Linked DNA regions of Homo sapiens: region 2 is linked to region 1. The links are chromatin loops, found by intact Hi-C in ENCODE. Cell type or tissue: endothelial cell of umbilical vein. All regions are shown on one strand.

Region 1 (8,000 bases):
ACCTGCCAAATATCTCTTGTAGAATTTATTTTGGAAGATTCTTATAAATAACACTTTTTTCTGAATAGCATTCATCACATTGACAAAGATGATGCATGCTTGTATTCACTACAGTTTCTACCAAAAGACTGCCCTCCTGGGGAAAACATGACTGTTCCTGTTACTGAAAATTGACCAAGCACGTTGAAATATGCTGTTCTGTATTTACTCCTCCTCTACCCAATCCTCTCATAAATTACTGTGAACATTGGTGTTGTTACATTATAGTTTTTCCCTCTAGAGAAAGTGCACTGTATACTACTCATACTACTCTTTCTAAGAACACTGCTAGTTAGCATTTGTTACATGTGTTCATTACCTGACAGACATTATGGTAGATATTTTATAAACATTATCAATCATCCTCACCCAAACCCACCTGTGGAGGCATTATTGGAATCTGTTAGAGTACCTTAGAAAAGGAGATGCTCAGTTGGGTTTGGGGTGAGGGGTATTAGATACTCAGCTCAAGAGGGAAATGTCTACCACAAAAACATAGCCTTTATTCCTCATCCTATTGCTTTGTTTTAGCTAATATTCTGTCTTTATCTCTAGTAAGTAGATGGCTACCTCCAACTTGCTTTTAGGCTTCATTTTCTTTTTCTCCCTGCTAGTGCTTGCTAATGGACAGTGTCTTCTCTAACAATGTTGATGTCCATTTGTCTTAGCATGGTTCAGGTTCCTCTCGTAACAAATAAATTGTTAGATGCCTGTGGTTTGTTGCCATTCCCAGATTGCCCATAGAGAATATATTGTTTTTGTTGTCTGCTGTGTTACCTAATGCTGTATTTTCAGAAATTTCAGTTGCCAAGAAATAAGGTCCTCTCCGAATAGCTCAAGATGAGGGTTTCCAAGTTGATGACCAGCATCGGGACCTCCCCCCCACAAAAAAAAGCTATTAGAAGAGGACCCCAAGTACCAACAGGTCTACCTGGGGATGTCTCATTTGCAAGTTTACTCCATCATCTTGACTGTGAGTGTCCTTTCTCTTTACTGTGGGGTGTTAATGCTAATAGAGTGGTGCTGAACTGGAAGGGAACAACAAAAGATGTTGCAATGTAGATGCTAACTTTTCTAGAAAACCTTTTGCTTTGAGATGATCTAGAAGACATAGCATTCTCCTACCAGGATGCCAGTGTGCCTCATGAGGTCTGGAAAGTTTCTTATGATTCTATAAGTTAGACTGGTTTTTAGCGTTACCACAATAGCATAAAGGTAAAAACACAGTGGTGCTGTTAGGGGTGGGGTCCTAATATATGTAACAATTCTCATTTGATCTACAATAATTCTCATTTGACAGATGATAAATGTGAGGCTCAGAAATGTTAGGACCAGAAATGAGTATACAGAATGTGTTATGTTGAATTGGAAGGTCTCCAAGATTCTCACCCCCTTGGTATATATGCCCTATGTAATCCCCTCCCTTAAGTGTAAACATGGCCTGTTTTTATGATGGTGGAGTCATTCTCATGATTAGGTTATATTAAATGGCAGGGATGAAGGCATTTTTGTAGATATAATCAAAGCCCCTAATTAGTTGACATTAATTTAATCAAACGGGATATTGGCTGAGTGAGCATGACCTAAAGAGGTGATCCCTTTAAAACAGAGTTTATGCAAAAAGAAAAAAAGTAATGGAGACACAGACTTTACACCCTTCAAAAAAATTAACTCGAAATGGATCACAGACGTAAATGTAAAATGCAAAACTATAAAACCCCTGGAAGATAACATGGGAGAAAATCTAGATAACTTTGGGCTTAACAATGACTTCTTAGATACAACACTAAAGGCATGATCCATGAAAGAAAGAACTGATAAGCTGGACTTCATTAAAATTAAAAATATCTGCTCTGCAAAAGACACTGTCAACAGAATGAAAAGATATGCCACTGACTGGTAGAAAATATTTGCAAGAGATACATCTGATAAAGGACTGCTATCCGAAATATACCAAAAACTCAATAATTAAATAAGTAACCCAATTTTTAAAATGGGCCAAAGAAATTCACAGACACTTCAACAAAGAAGATATACAGATGGCAAATAAGCATATGAAAAGATATTCCACATCATGTCACCAGGGAAATGCAAATTAAAACAACTAAATACCACCACACACCTATTAGACTGACCAAAATCCAGAACATTATCAACAACAAATGTTAGCAAGGTCGTGTAGCAACAAGAACTCCTACTCATTGCTAGTGGGAATGCAAAATGGTACAGCCACTTTGGAAGACAGTTTAGCAGTTTCTTATGAAACTAAACATACTCTTACCATACAATCAAACAGTTACACTCTTTGGTACTTTCCCAAAGGAGTTGAGAACCTATGTCCACACAAAAACTTGCACATGGATGTTTACAGCAGCTTTATTCATAATTGCCAAAACTTGGATGCAACCAAGACATCCTTTAGTAGATAAATGTATAAACTGTGGTACATTCAGACAATGGAATATTATTCATCACTAAAAAGCAGTGGGCTATCAAGCCATGAAAAGACATGGAGAAAACTTAAATACATATTACTAAGTGAAAGAAGCCAATCTGAGAAGGCTATATACTGCATGATTCCAACTATATGACATTGTGGAAGTCAAAACTATGCAGATAGTAAAAAGATCAGTGGTTCTCAGGAGTTGGGGGGAAATAAGAGATGAATACGTAGAACACAGAGGATTTTTAGGGCAGTGAAACTTCTCTTTATGATACTATATTGGTAGACACATGTTATTACACACTTGTCTTAACCCATAAAATGTACAACACCGAGAATGAACCCTAATATAAAACATAGGCTTTGGGTGATAATGATGTAGCAATGTAGGTTCATGAATTGTAACAAATGTACCACTCTAGTGTGAGATGCTGATAATGGCGAAGGCTATGCATGTGTGGGGCTAGGGAGTATATGGAGAAATCTCTATAACTTCCTCCCAGTCTTGCTGTGAACCTAAGAATGCTCTAAAAAATAAAGTCTATTCAAACAAACAAACAATCCCCACACATTAACAACAACAAAAGAATGCCTAGAGATTAGAGAGATTCTCCTGCTGGTTTTGAAGAAGCAGCTGGCCACCAACAAGAAAAGTGGGGACTTCAGTCCTATAAGTGCAAAAGACTCAATTCTGCCAAAAACCTCATGAGCTTCGTAGTGGACTCAGCCTGGCTGACATCTTGCTTTCAAGCTTGTGACGTGCTGAGCAGAGAACGTAGTTAAGCCACACATGGACTCCTGGCCCATATAAACTGCATGTTTTTTAAGCCACTAATTCTGTGGCAATTTGTTATGCAGCAATTGAAAACGAACGCATCCTTTATGTTGGGTTATAAAATTCAATGGTTGGCAACAGAAGAAGACTAGTGACTTATTTAATAAACTTGCTTCTTCCATCTTATAGGAACTTCAAAGATATGAGCACTATTTAAACACCAGACAATAGAAAATGGTTTATTTTCAGTGGTTTATAAGCAAATGATTTCTTTATATTTAAGATTACACTGGCCATTTCTCAGGAGTAATTTCATCTATACAAGTAACCTAACCCAGATATTAGTTTTACTATTCCTTTTGACTAGGAAAACAATTTAGTTTAAAATATTTCATTCGATGTCAATAACTGCATTATGAAGTCCAATTTAAAAGAATCAAGGACTGAAATATTTTTATTTGATTTTTTTTTTGCATCAGGACTATTGTTGCTTATTTTATTTATACCTCAGCAAATTTATTTTCAGGAAGCAAAGGCTGAAGAATGAGTATTGACTTCCCTGAACAGTTATTGCTGATCACTCTGTCACACTCAATGTAACAGGAAGAAATTGTTTCAGGCTGATTTTAGTTTTCCTCACACAGATTACTCACTCACATCACATGATGGCATCAAATATTTATGTGGTTGAGGAAATTATAGTTTCTCACAATTCAAGATTTGAAGATTGTCTCTAGCTATAGATAAAGAATACATTGGACTGATGAGAGAACAAACTGAATTAACTTTGAAGACCTACAAGTAATAAGCCATCTAAAAAGCCTTAGTCATAAGGAGTTTAAGCCTTTTGATAAGAATTTTCAGAGTAACAATGAGCCCTAGATTAGATTACTTCGTTTTTGCAAGTAAACAGGTTGAACAGATATAAGTCAAAAGGAAGCAGAACTCTAAGTGATATAAGAAGTTACAACAATTTCATCTTTTTAACAATCAAATAAGCTGCCTTGTGAGATAATGAGTTGACAATCACTAGAAGTGATTATGCAGAAGTTGGAAAATCACCAGTTATGAAGGCTATAGAGCAAATTCCTATACTATATGGGAGAGTGAACACAAAAACCAGTAAAAGTCACCATTTCAATCTAAGAGATTTCATGATTCTAAAAACATGACGTGATCAGTTAAAGAGAAATCCTACACCATTACACGCTTGTATTAAGCCATGATTTATGACATGAAATATATATATCACCCATTATATATTACAAGAAAAATACGAATTAATGTTTTTTTTTCCCTCCTTAGGTATAATGCAATCTTGATAATTATTGCTTGACCAACTCATTGATGGTGAAGGGCAGAATGCCCAGACACAGTTGCTGGTATTTAAGACTTCACTCCTAGTGATTCATACATGGGGAGGGTAATTAAGGAAGGAAAGAGAACAATTAAAGGATAGAATACAATGGCACATGCATAGCTTTATCAACCACCACTTTCTGCACAGTGCTTGAAAATTATGCCTTAAACAAGTTGGGATCAAGAAAGATCCTCAATATCATTTCCTTGAGAAATCATTAGTATATTGGGTAGCAATATGAAATAATATGATCTTCTTCTCATAGAACCAATTATCTCCTTTTCAGAGACTTTTCACATTTCTCGGTTAAATTAATTTATATCTCCCTTATTTTATTGCAAAATCCATGATGCAGGAACAATGTTAAGTTTTTATCTCCATCCCTAGTACTTAAAAAAGGACCTCAGTGATACATAAAAATGTATTAAATAAGTAAACAAATAAATTGATAAGGAAAAGAAGACAGGAGGATAAAACAACCTTAACATTCCCTAAGGATTCTGTCTAAAGACCTCTTATTTCTCTCTCAAGGCAAGAGATGATGGTGGCTTGGCCTAGTGTATGCCAACGGAGATAGAAGCTACAGGACTAGCAAATGGGTTGCTGTGGAGGATAAGAAAGAGGCATGAGTCAAGAAAGACTTTATAATCTGAATATCCAAGTGAATTGTTTATTGATATGTAGACCACTGAGAGATGAATAGGACTTGTATTAGTTATATTAGTTATCTAATACTATGTAACAAATTACCCCCAAAATGAGCAGCTTAAAATAACAAACATTTATTATGTCATTATTTCCGTGGGTCAGGTGCCCCAGTGTGGTTTAGCTGCACCCTCTCTGGCTCAGGGTTTCTCACAAGAGTGCAATTGAGGTGTCAGCAGTAGTTGCAGTCATCAGGCTTAACTGTGGCAGGAACCACTTCCAAGTTCACACTCCTGTAGTCATTGGCAGAGTCCAGTCCTTTAACAATCAAATGGTTGTTGGCCCAAGGCTGTTCTCAGTTCCTTGATATGTGGTTCTCTCCATCAGGCAGTTCAGAACATGACAAATGGGTTCCTCAGAGTGAACAAGTAAGGAAAGCCACAGAGAATGCAAACAAGATGGAAGTCAGTCTTTTGTAACCTAATCTTGGAAGTGGCATCCCATCATTTTTGCCATAGATTCATTAGAAGCAATTCAGTGAGTCCAGTCTGTACACAAGGGAGGAGATTACACAAAGATGTGACAAAATGTGAATACTAGGAGGCCAGCTTGTTGAGGGCCATTTTAAAAGCTCTTTATTACAGGTTTACACAGAAAAATCAGGAGTTCCTTTTTTTTTTCTTAGATGTCCTAAGTTTGACCTTGAATGGCCTCTGAGATACCTAAGAGGAGGAGTCAAGTAGGCAATTGTCATGATTCATGAGTCTGGAGCTTAGAGGGGAGGTATGGACAGGAGACACCACTTTGAAGAGTATCAACCTATATTTAAAGTCACATAAATAAGTGAGATCTTCCAGGAAAAAAAAAAATGGAAAGAGAGATAAGGGAAAAGGATTCAAGACCAAGAGTGGGGAATTTTGACATTTTTAGGTTACACAGAAGAAAGAAGGTAATGAAAACCAAGAAGTAGCCAGAGGAGAAGGGGGAAAAACCAAGACTCTTGAGGTTATAGAGCCAAGAGAAAAAAAAATTGTACAATAAAAGATGGTCAATTATGGCAAATGTTGCAGAGAGGCAGAATAAGATGCAGACAGTGACATTATTGTTTTTTAAATAAAAATGTGGAAAAAGAATAATTATATATTGGCAAGAGACCAGGTAAATAAATTGCGGAATATTCATACAATGGACTACTGTGAGCAATTAAAATGAATGCAAAAGGGAGTCACTCCCATCAACATGGAAAAAACTCAAAAACATAATGTTAACAAAAAGCAACTGCTGCAAAACAGATATTACTTAAAAGCTTAAAAGCTAAAACTAAGTATATATTTGTATAAATCCATTTGTATATAGAAATAATGTAAAAGCAAGCATGTGAATTATTTTTTAAAATCATGAAAATGTTACCTCTGGGGAGGGGGTAGGGAAAATGCGATCAGGAAGAAGTATACAACAGCTACTTCTCTGTAAGGCATCATTCCTTTCTAAAATGTGAAAACAAGTATAGGATAATACATGGATTTTCTTGATATTATTCTCTCTTTCTGTCTATATGCTTAAAATGTGTCATAGTGAAAGTTTTAAATTAACAAAATTTGACAAGATTTGGCAACTCTTTCAAGAGTGGCTTTAAGTGGAGTAAGTTAAAATGGACTAAAAAGAAACTAAACTTCACTCTCTGAGTGACCTTGGAGAAATTATTTTACTTCTCCGAACTTCAGTTTTCTCATCTGTACAATGGTATATAAGTGCCTGAATATGTGGGTGTGTACATGCATGAGTATGTATGTGTACATATATATGCATGACACATTCATAAATGCACAGACACACACATATGCACGTATCATAAATGTATTGCAGGCAATAAACAAATTAGAGCTATAATTCAACCTTCATGGTGAGAACTAAAAAAAGACAATCTTTCAGAGCTTAGCTAGAGTACAGATTATAGATAAAAGAAATGGAAATGGAAGGCAAAAGAAAATGGCAGGGAATATTGCCAAATGGTGTTCATATCTGTCTGAATTAGTACAAAGAAAGGAGAAGTAAAAAGAACTTCAGAAGCTTTGTGGTTCGACTGCAGTTACCTGACTTTAGAAAAAAAAGTAGTCTCCCAGCCCTACCTTCTTCACCACTGCCACTCTCCCAATAAAGATTCAAGGAACAAAGCGAATGGGCATCTCTTTAGCAACTGCTTAACTAAGAAATGGCAGGCTGAGGCAGGAACCTAAAGAAGATGATCACTGTAGTTATGACTAGGATGGGAAAGGCAAACTAAGCTTAAAGACCCTGAGCAGAAACTTAAAGGGAGTTATTGCTTAAAAAAAAATGGAGCAGAGTTCCTGGAGGTGGATGAGAGAGCATAAAGACCTGAGAACATTTCTCCAAGTGCCCCGTGTCCATTACTGGCAAAGAGTCATCCAACCATTGCCTTTCAAGTGACTACTAAGTGCCAGGCACTGTTCTTTGCATGAAGACACCATCAGTAAATAGGAAAAAGCCCATGGCTTCATGAAGGTTATATTCTAGTGGTAGGAAATGGTAAATAATCAAAGAAATTACAAGCAATGGTAACTTAGAAAAGCAAAGCAGATGGGCACTATGGGGAAGGGTTGGAAATTAAAAATCCAGTGAGCAGGAACAAACTCATTGATAAGATGTCATGTGCCATGCGTGGGAATTTGAGTCCAGGAGATGAGGGATGACTGAGGGGTCTGAACTTCTTGGGTCTC
Region 2 (8,000 bases), 75 kb after region 1:
ACATCTTTAATTGAATTTATTATAATACCATCCTTTGGAAAGCAAGAAATAAGAGTACAGAATCAGGGTTGCCTCCAGTTTCAGTAGGGAAAATGGAGCACTAATAAGAAGAATGGGGAGAACAGAGCGCCTAGTTCTAGCTATGTGAAGAGCTGGGTCGGCTTGAGGATGGCTCTATTTTGGCGGATACAGCAGCGATCAAGCATATGGCAGACAATAAGAATTCCAAAGTTCATCTTCCAAAACTTGTTTTGACTGTCTGCTTGTGTCAAAACTGATTTGACAACTTGGCAAAGATGAGCCTAAAATGCAGTCATTATGGTTCACAGATGAGAGAAGCTGGAAAGACCAGCCCTACTTCTGCCTCCTTCATGACCCCTTACTGGTCCTTCAGAAATCTGGGCTCAAAGAGGGATACCTTTTTCTGCCATGCATGTTAGAAACTTCCTGAAGTGTAGTGAAAAGACTTGAGTCTAACCTTTTGGAAATTTAATTTTGTCATCTGTGGAGTGAAATGATGCCCACTTAGTAGGAGTGAAATGATACCCACTTAGCTGGTTGCAAGGTTTAAACAAAATAAAGTTGATAAACTGCCTATGTCTGGCTGATTCTTTTTCCTTTTTTTTTTTTTTTTCTTTTTGAGACGGAGTCTTGCTCTGTCGCCCAGGCTAGAGTGCAGTGGTGCAATCTCGGCTCACTGCAAGCTCTGCCTCCTGGGTTCACGCCATTCTCCTGCCTCAGCCTCCCGAGTAGCTGGGACTACAGGTGCCTGCCACCACGCCCAGCTAATTTTTTTGTATTTTTTTAGTAGAGACGGGGTTTCACCGTGGTCTCGATCTCCTGACCTCGTGATCCGCCCACCTCGGCCTCCCAAACATACATACATACATACATACATTTATTTATTTATTTAACTTTTTTGAGATGGGGTCTCACTGTGTTGCCCAAGCTGGACTCTAACTCCTGGGCTCAAATGATCCTCCCATCTCAGCCTCCCCATTAGCTAGGGCTACAAGCATGTACCACTGTGCCCAGCAAGCCTGGCTGATTCTTAATGTCTTCCTATTGCTATGGCCTGAATGTTTGTGTCCCCCCACGCACCCACCCACCAACCAAATTCATATGTTGAAATCCTAACTCCTAAGGTGATGATATTAGGAGGTGAGGATTTTGGGAGGTGGTTAGGTCATGAGAGTGCAGCCCTCGTGAATGGGATTAGCCTTCATGATTGGGCCTTTATCAAACAGATGCAAAGAAGCCCCTTTGCTCCTGTCATGTGGAGGACACAGTGAGAATGCACCGTCTATAAGAAGTGGGCCCTCACCAGACATCAAATCTGCCTGAACATGGACTTTTCAGTCTCCAGTACTGTGAGAAATAAATGTTGTTTATAAGTTACCCAGTTTATGATATTTTATTATAGCAGCCTGAATGGACTAAGACACCTATTCTTGTTATTGTTGTCACTGGTTTTTTTTTGAAGGGGTTTTAGACTCATCCCTGATAATAAGACTTTCCTATTCTGCTAAAAAGCCCCCAAGGACACCAACAAGGTCAGGAACAAATCTCCCATAAGGAATTTGCAGTTTCTACCATCAATTTATGATGGTAGAAACTATATTGACAGATATAATGATAGAGAACAATAGTGTAAAACTGTAGAACATTCTGTCAAGACCCCAAGATGATATTAGAAAGGATTTCCATTATTTTATAGAGGCTGTAGGCAGCTAATGGTCACAGTGTACCACAGCACTAAAAAAATGTGGTATTTGAAAAATTAACCTTTTTCCCTCCTTACTTCCTACCTAAAGATCCCCCTGCTCTTAGTTGCTTTGCTTTAATTAAGCTTTCCACATGAAAAAAACACTTCAACCATGATGATTATTTTTAAGTGGTGCTAACCGGACAACCTGTGAACACCCTCTTAGCCACATTATTCTCTCATTACTGTGTAATTCATGACTCCTCAGCACTTCTTTGTTCACCAGCATGACATATTGTACGTACCAGATTTACTGACGTGGAAAAAATATGTAGTATCTCTTTCAGTTCCAACTCTTGCATCCAGCTTTAAATAGTTCATCCAATTCTATCCTCAAAGTATTTTTTTAAATCTCTGTTATGTATTTGCATGTATTTAATGCTAAGTTTGGTTACTACTTCCTCTCCTAAAAGAGGCATTTAGCAATTTATCTAATAAAGCAAATTCCATTTAATTACAAAACACATAGGTTGGCCAAACTGAAGTCAACAAATGTGTTTTGTAATTAAAGATAATTGTGTTATTAGATAAATGCTAAGAGGTTTTTATTTTTAAATGTTTCAGTGATATATACTGACAATGATATACACTGCCTGGAAGACAACACAGGTTAAGAAATTCCTCCATCCTTTGGTGTCCAGAGGAAGGGCTTACTACACAGAACCACTCTTCTTAACCATATGACTTTAAGAAGACTTGTGAATAACCCCTTTGTTTACCTAGGACAGGCCAGACACAGACACTACAAATTTCCATTCATTGCCACAAATGATTAACTGAACTGTTTGTAAACCCCTGACTAATCTGGATAAAATGCCTGCCAATAGCATCAATATGCTGAACAACCAATCCCCCTTGAATGGCCCCTTAAGAGAACTGGCTGACTCTCAAGGAAAGGCATTTCCTGCTCATCGCTCTCCCCATGTCTGGTTCTTTCTAGCCTTGTTTATTCCTTCTTATAAAAGAAAATTCCTTTCTATCTGACCTTTGCGGTGCTTGCAGATCTTCTGGTGGGACCATTCGTCCTATTGCAAAGTTCTCTCCCCATATGCAACAATCCCCCACCCCTCATCGAAATAGTCCTTTTGAATAATGTTTCTCCTTAGCTAAACCTGGATTTGCTTTTTATTTGATAATGGAAATCTAGGCAAAAGTTTTAAATAGTACCATGGTTAGGAATCTTAGACTCCTAAATTCCATTGTCAGAAAATGCCACTCCTGAAAAGGGACATCTTTAATGAGACTTATCTTTAAATTAGAGTTTTAATGCTAGGTCAACAGGCACAGGATACAGCAGGGTTAAAAAAAAGTTTCCCTTCTTTTCACTCCATTTCCACTATTTTTTCTTTTCTTAATTTAATCTATTTGCAATGACATTGACAATATAGAGCTGCTTGAAGGAAGAAGGATATTACCAAATGAGAAACCAACAGGTGTAGGTAGGAGAGGGTAAGTCAAATTCATTTTTAGCCTACATGAAATGATACAATGTGTGAGTATTTATGGCCATGTGTAGATAAGCTTCAGAGGTTTGAGTTGGTCTACTTATTTTTTTGTATTGATTTTGCACTAGCTTTCACAGCCATGTCATTAGGTTTAGCACCCCGAGCCCTACCTGATCAAGAGTCTTCTCAGTGCATTTCCAATTTTAACGTGCAAATAGATCTCCTGGAGGACTTACTAAAACACAGTTTGCTGGGCATCACCCTCAGTGTTCCTGATTTTGGGGGTGCCTGAAATGTTGCATTTCTAACAAGCTTAAGGTGACGCTGATGTTGCTGATGGTCTCCACCTTGACTGGCACTGTTCTATTCATTATCCAGCCATCCTTGGCCCAAAAGTCCCAAACCACACTGCCCAAGGCAGCCATTGCCAAGGAAGGTGTTAGTGAAGAGGGGAGTTCCCAGGGTAAGATGCTATCGAATGTGGGTGGGTGATGACTGCAAATATATCCCTTGGGTTAGCTTTCTCCCTCTTAGAGTCTTTAAGATAGGAGGAAATGCAAAAAATCAGGGCAAAAAACTGAGTTAACTGCTTCAGCCTCAAGCTTTCACATCTGGAAAAGGGAGGCATGGGCTGGATGGCTGCCAGGTCCCACTGCCTTTCGCAGATTACAATTGGGCTCTGGGGAAAGCAGAATTAGTTTTTCTCCCCTGGGATGCAAACTGCAGCATCTGAGACAAACTTAAGGAGGAGGTTCCTCTGATAAACATGACTTTCCTCATACAGCTCCAGCTGTGATCTAACGCTCCTACTCTGCTCTCCCAAGGAATGTTGATTTTGCGGCTTCAAGAAATAAAAGCACCAAACTTAGCCTGCCTGGGAAGGAGCCTGCTTCTTGTTATTCCTCTAAAGGTCTCCTTAGGGAGATAAAGCTCCCAGGGCCCTAATCCACCCATATCAGTGACCACTGGCTATTATATTCATGAAAGAAGGGCTGATTCATTTATAATATGCAGGAGGCATAGTGCCTAAGGCCTGACCTTGTGAACACACTAAACACCACTGAATTGGGCTCTTACTTGAAAGGGGTGAATTTTTTAAAGTATGTATGCATGTACGTATGTATTTATTTATTTTTGAAACAGGGTCTCGCTCTGTCACCTAGGCTGGAGTACAGTGGCGCCATTATGACTCACTGCAGCCTTGACCTCCCAGGCTTAAGTGATCCTCCCACCTCAGCCTCCTGAGTAGTTGGAACCACAGGTGTGTGCCACCACACCAGGCTAATTTTTTGTTGTTGTTGTTAGAGACGGGATTTTGTCTTGTTGCCCAGGCTGGTCTTGAACTCCTGGGCTCAAGCAATCTACCAGCCTCAGCTTCCCAAAGTGCTGGAATTACAGGTGTGAGCCACTGTGCTTTTCTAACTTTTAATTTAAGTTCATGGGTACATGTGCAGGTTTGTTACATAGGTAAACTTGTGTCATGGGGGTTTGTTGTACAGATTATTTCATCACCCAGGTATTAAGCCTAGTATCTATTAGTTATTTTTCCTGCTCCTCTCCCTCCTCCCACTGCTCACCCTCAGGTAGGCCCCAGCGTCTGTTGTTCCCCTCTATGTGTCCATGTGTTCTCATCATTTAGCTTCCACTTATAAGTGAGAATATGTGATATTTGGTTTTCTGTTCCCACGTTAGTTTGCTAAGGATAATGGCCTCTGGCTTCATCCATGTTCCTGCAAAGGACATAATCTCATTCTTTTTTATGGCTGCATAGTATTCCATGGTATGCAGATACCACATTTTCTTTATCCAGTCTATCATTGACAGGCTCTTAGGTTGATTCCATGTCTTTGCTATTGTGAATAGTGCTGTGACGAACATACATGTGCATGTGTCTTTATGGTGGAATGACATATTTTTGGGGGGTATGTAACCAGTAATGGGATTGCTGGGTCGAATGGTATTTCTGTTTTTAGGTTTTCAAGGAATCACCACACTGTTTTCCACCATGGCTGAATTAATTTACATTCCCACCAATAGTGTATAAGCATTTTCTTTTCTCTGAAATGTTGCCAGCATCTGTTGTTTTTTTCCTTTTTTTTTTTTTTTTTTTTTGAGATGGAGTTTCACTCTTGTTGCCAAGGCTGGAGTGTAATGACGCAATCTAGGCTCACTGCAACCTCCGCCTCCCAGGTTCAAGCAATTCTCCTGCCTCAGTCTCCTGAGTAGCTGGGATTATAGGTGTGTGCCACCACATCTGGCTAATTTTTTGTATTTTTAGTAAAGACAGGGTTTCACCATGTTGGCCAGGCTGGTCGAGAACTCCTAACTTCAGGTAATCCACATGCCTCGGCCTCCCAAAGGGCTGGGATTACAGATGTGAGCCACTGCGCCCAGCCTTGACTTTTTAATAATAACCATTCTGACTGGTGTGAGATGGTATCTCATTGTGCTTTTGATTTGCACTTCTCTAATGATCAGTGATGTTGAGCTTTTTAAATATGCTTGTTGGCTGCATGTATGTTTTAAAAGGGTGAATTTATGGCATGTAAATGATATCTCAATTTTTAAAAAGAAATAAAGGAGGCTTTAATAGTTACAAGGGAGAAATGCAGAGATGCTGGTCAAAGAGTACAAAGTTTCAGTTACGTAGAATGAATAAGTCTGGAGATCTAAGGTCCAACATGAGGAATCTAATTAATAATACTGTGTTGTATACTGGAAATTTTCTAAGAGAGTACATTTCAGGTGCTCTCACCAAACAAACAAACAAACAAAAAAGTTAACTAAGTGAGGTAATGTACTTGTGTAATAGTCTGTTCTTACAGTGCTATGAAGAAATACCCAAGACTGGGTAATTTATAAAGGAAAAAGGTTTAATTGACTCACAGTTCCACATTGCTGGGGAGGCCTCAGGAAACTTACAATCATGACAGAAGGCAAAGGAGAAGCAGGCACCTTCTTCACAGGGTGGCAGGACAGAGTGAGTGCAATCAGGGAAAATGCCAGACAGTTATAAAACCATCAGATTTCTTGAGAACTCACTCACTATCATGAGAACAGCATGGGAAAAAACATCCCCATGATCCAACTACCTCCACCTGGTCTTACCCTTGACACGTGGGGATTATGGGGATTACAATTCAGGGTGAGATTTGGGTGGAGAAACAGAACCAAACCATATTACATGTTAATTTGGTTGACCATTAGTAATTATTTCACTATGTATATGTATATCAAGGCAGCATGTTGAACACCTTTAACATATACAATTTTATTAATTGCAAAATAGTTATATAATCTAAAAAAACCAAAAACAACTGAGCACCTTCTGGGAGTCTAAAAGTTGAATTTGACATTGTCTCAACCATCGGGCAACTCACTGGCAAGTAGAGGAGCCCCAGATTCTGCCAAGCCACAGCCCACTTGCCCTACTCAGGCTTCTGGGTCAGTGTGATCACCACCTATTGAAGCAACCAGCTTGGTCTCACTTGAAAATCCTGGGAATCAGAGACATTCCAGATAGGAGAAAAGAAAAAAAGGAAAAACATTCCACTTCCCACTTCTACCTCCCCTTACCAACACATGCGTATACACATACACACACACATATACACACTTTTGCAGGGTTCACTCTTGCCAAAATTTTGAAACAATCAGACTTGTCTTTGGAAACTTGCCACCTTCTGAATGTCTCCAACTTAAGATTAGCTGTTCTAAGCAGTCCTCCTCCCTCTTTTACTTCTGGACAGACACATGCTCAGGAAGTTTCAAGTTTCTTTTTTGTTTTCCCCACAAGACTCTCAAAATAGGAATCCTTGAAGCCCCAGTGGGGAGGAAAGGTGAGTAAGAAAAGCACCTTCTTGTGTGAGACTACATGAACCAGTCAGTTCATAAGGGAACGGCCATCTTGTATACATGCACCAGACACCACACAGTCCTAAATCCACACTGAGCCAATGTTACTCAGTGGCATTACATTCGCCACATTAATAGGACCATGAAAATGGAATCCATGTAACAGCCTCTTCTCCAAGTCTCTAATTTTGCCTTAAGTCAGAACACACTAATAACCTGTGCCCTTCAGAGCCACTAATTCATGAGCCAAGAAGAAGATTCTAGGAGCTTTAAGGAACATCTCATTAAATTCTAGCTAAGCAAAGCCCTCATGTGATTAACCTACAAATATCTATCTTTTGGTTTTTGAGGAGGCAGGGAAAATGTAAGGATATATATGCTCATGACTGCCAGAGCATTGCATATTTTTTTCAAATGTTATCTCAAGATGCTACATTAAAATCTTAATTGGCCAGAATACCAGGATTTATGAGTCAGTTACTAATTTATTTTATTTTAAAATAAAATGTATCAAAAAGCCTTGGTTTTCAACAATTGCTGCTGAAGATCTTTCTAAAATATATTTTTCAAATGGCTTTCAAGATTCCTTTTATCCACAGGACCTTTTTTTCAAAGAAAATCCTAATCAGATGCTAATATGTGATGGCAGTAAGGCAGAGTGGTTAAGGTTGAAGCAGGCATTGCTAGGTCAGGCCCTTCCCCTTCCCCTTTCCAAGAGCTCTGACATTCCCCAGCCTAGGGGAACTAAAAAGGTGCTTCAGAGTCCCTATGTCTCAGTTATCTTGGGCTGCTGTAACAATGCATCATAGACTAGGTGACTTACAAGCAACAGAAATGTATTTTTTCACAGTTCTGGAGGCTGAAATTCCAAGATCAGGGTGCCAACAAGTTTGGACTCTGGTGAGGGCTTGCTTCTGGGTTGCATTCTTAAATAG

The links. A loop is a pair of places that touch in the nucleus more often than their neighbours do. Peaks named below come from ENCODE experiments on the same cell type or tissue, not always from the same donor. Only the 100,000 strongest peaks of a DNase experiment are listed, where the experiment ranks them.
Region 2: it touches region 1 in a loop (4-fold over the local background); 2 of 110 quality-filtered maps call a loop at or near these places.

Annotation. Positions count from the first base shown.
Region 1 is chrX:12,023,342-12,031,341 of GRCh38, reverse strand. It overlaps a transcript of FRMPD4 not described here. Among named protein-coding and RNA genes, the nearest start is that of FRMPD4, 110 kb to the left of the region's middle. In endothelial cell of umbilical vein, no CTCF peak of the experiment used is centred here; a DNase peak (open chromatin) is centred at 4,681; H3K27ac peaks cover 199 bases; H3K27me3 peaks cover 2,047 bases.
Region 2 is chrX:11,948,382-11,956,381 of GRCh38, reverse strand. It overlaps a transcript of FRMPD4 not described here. Among named protein-coding and RNA genes, the nearest start is that of FRMPD4, 190 kb to the left of the region's middle. In endothelial cell of umbilical vein, no CTCF peak of the experiment used is centred here; no DNase peak of the experiment used is centred here; H3K27ac peaks cover 1,386 bases.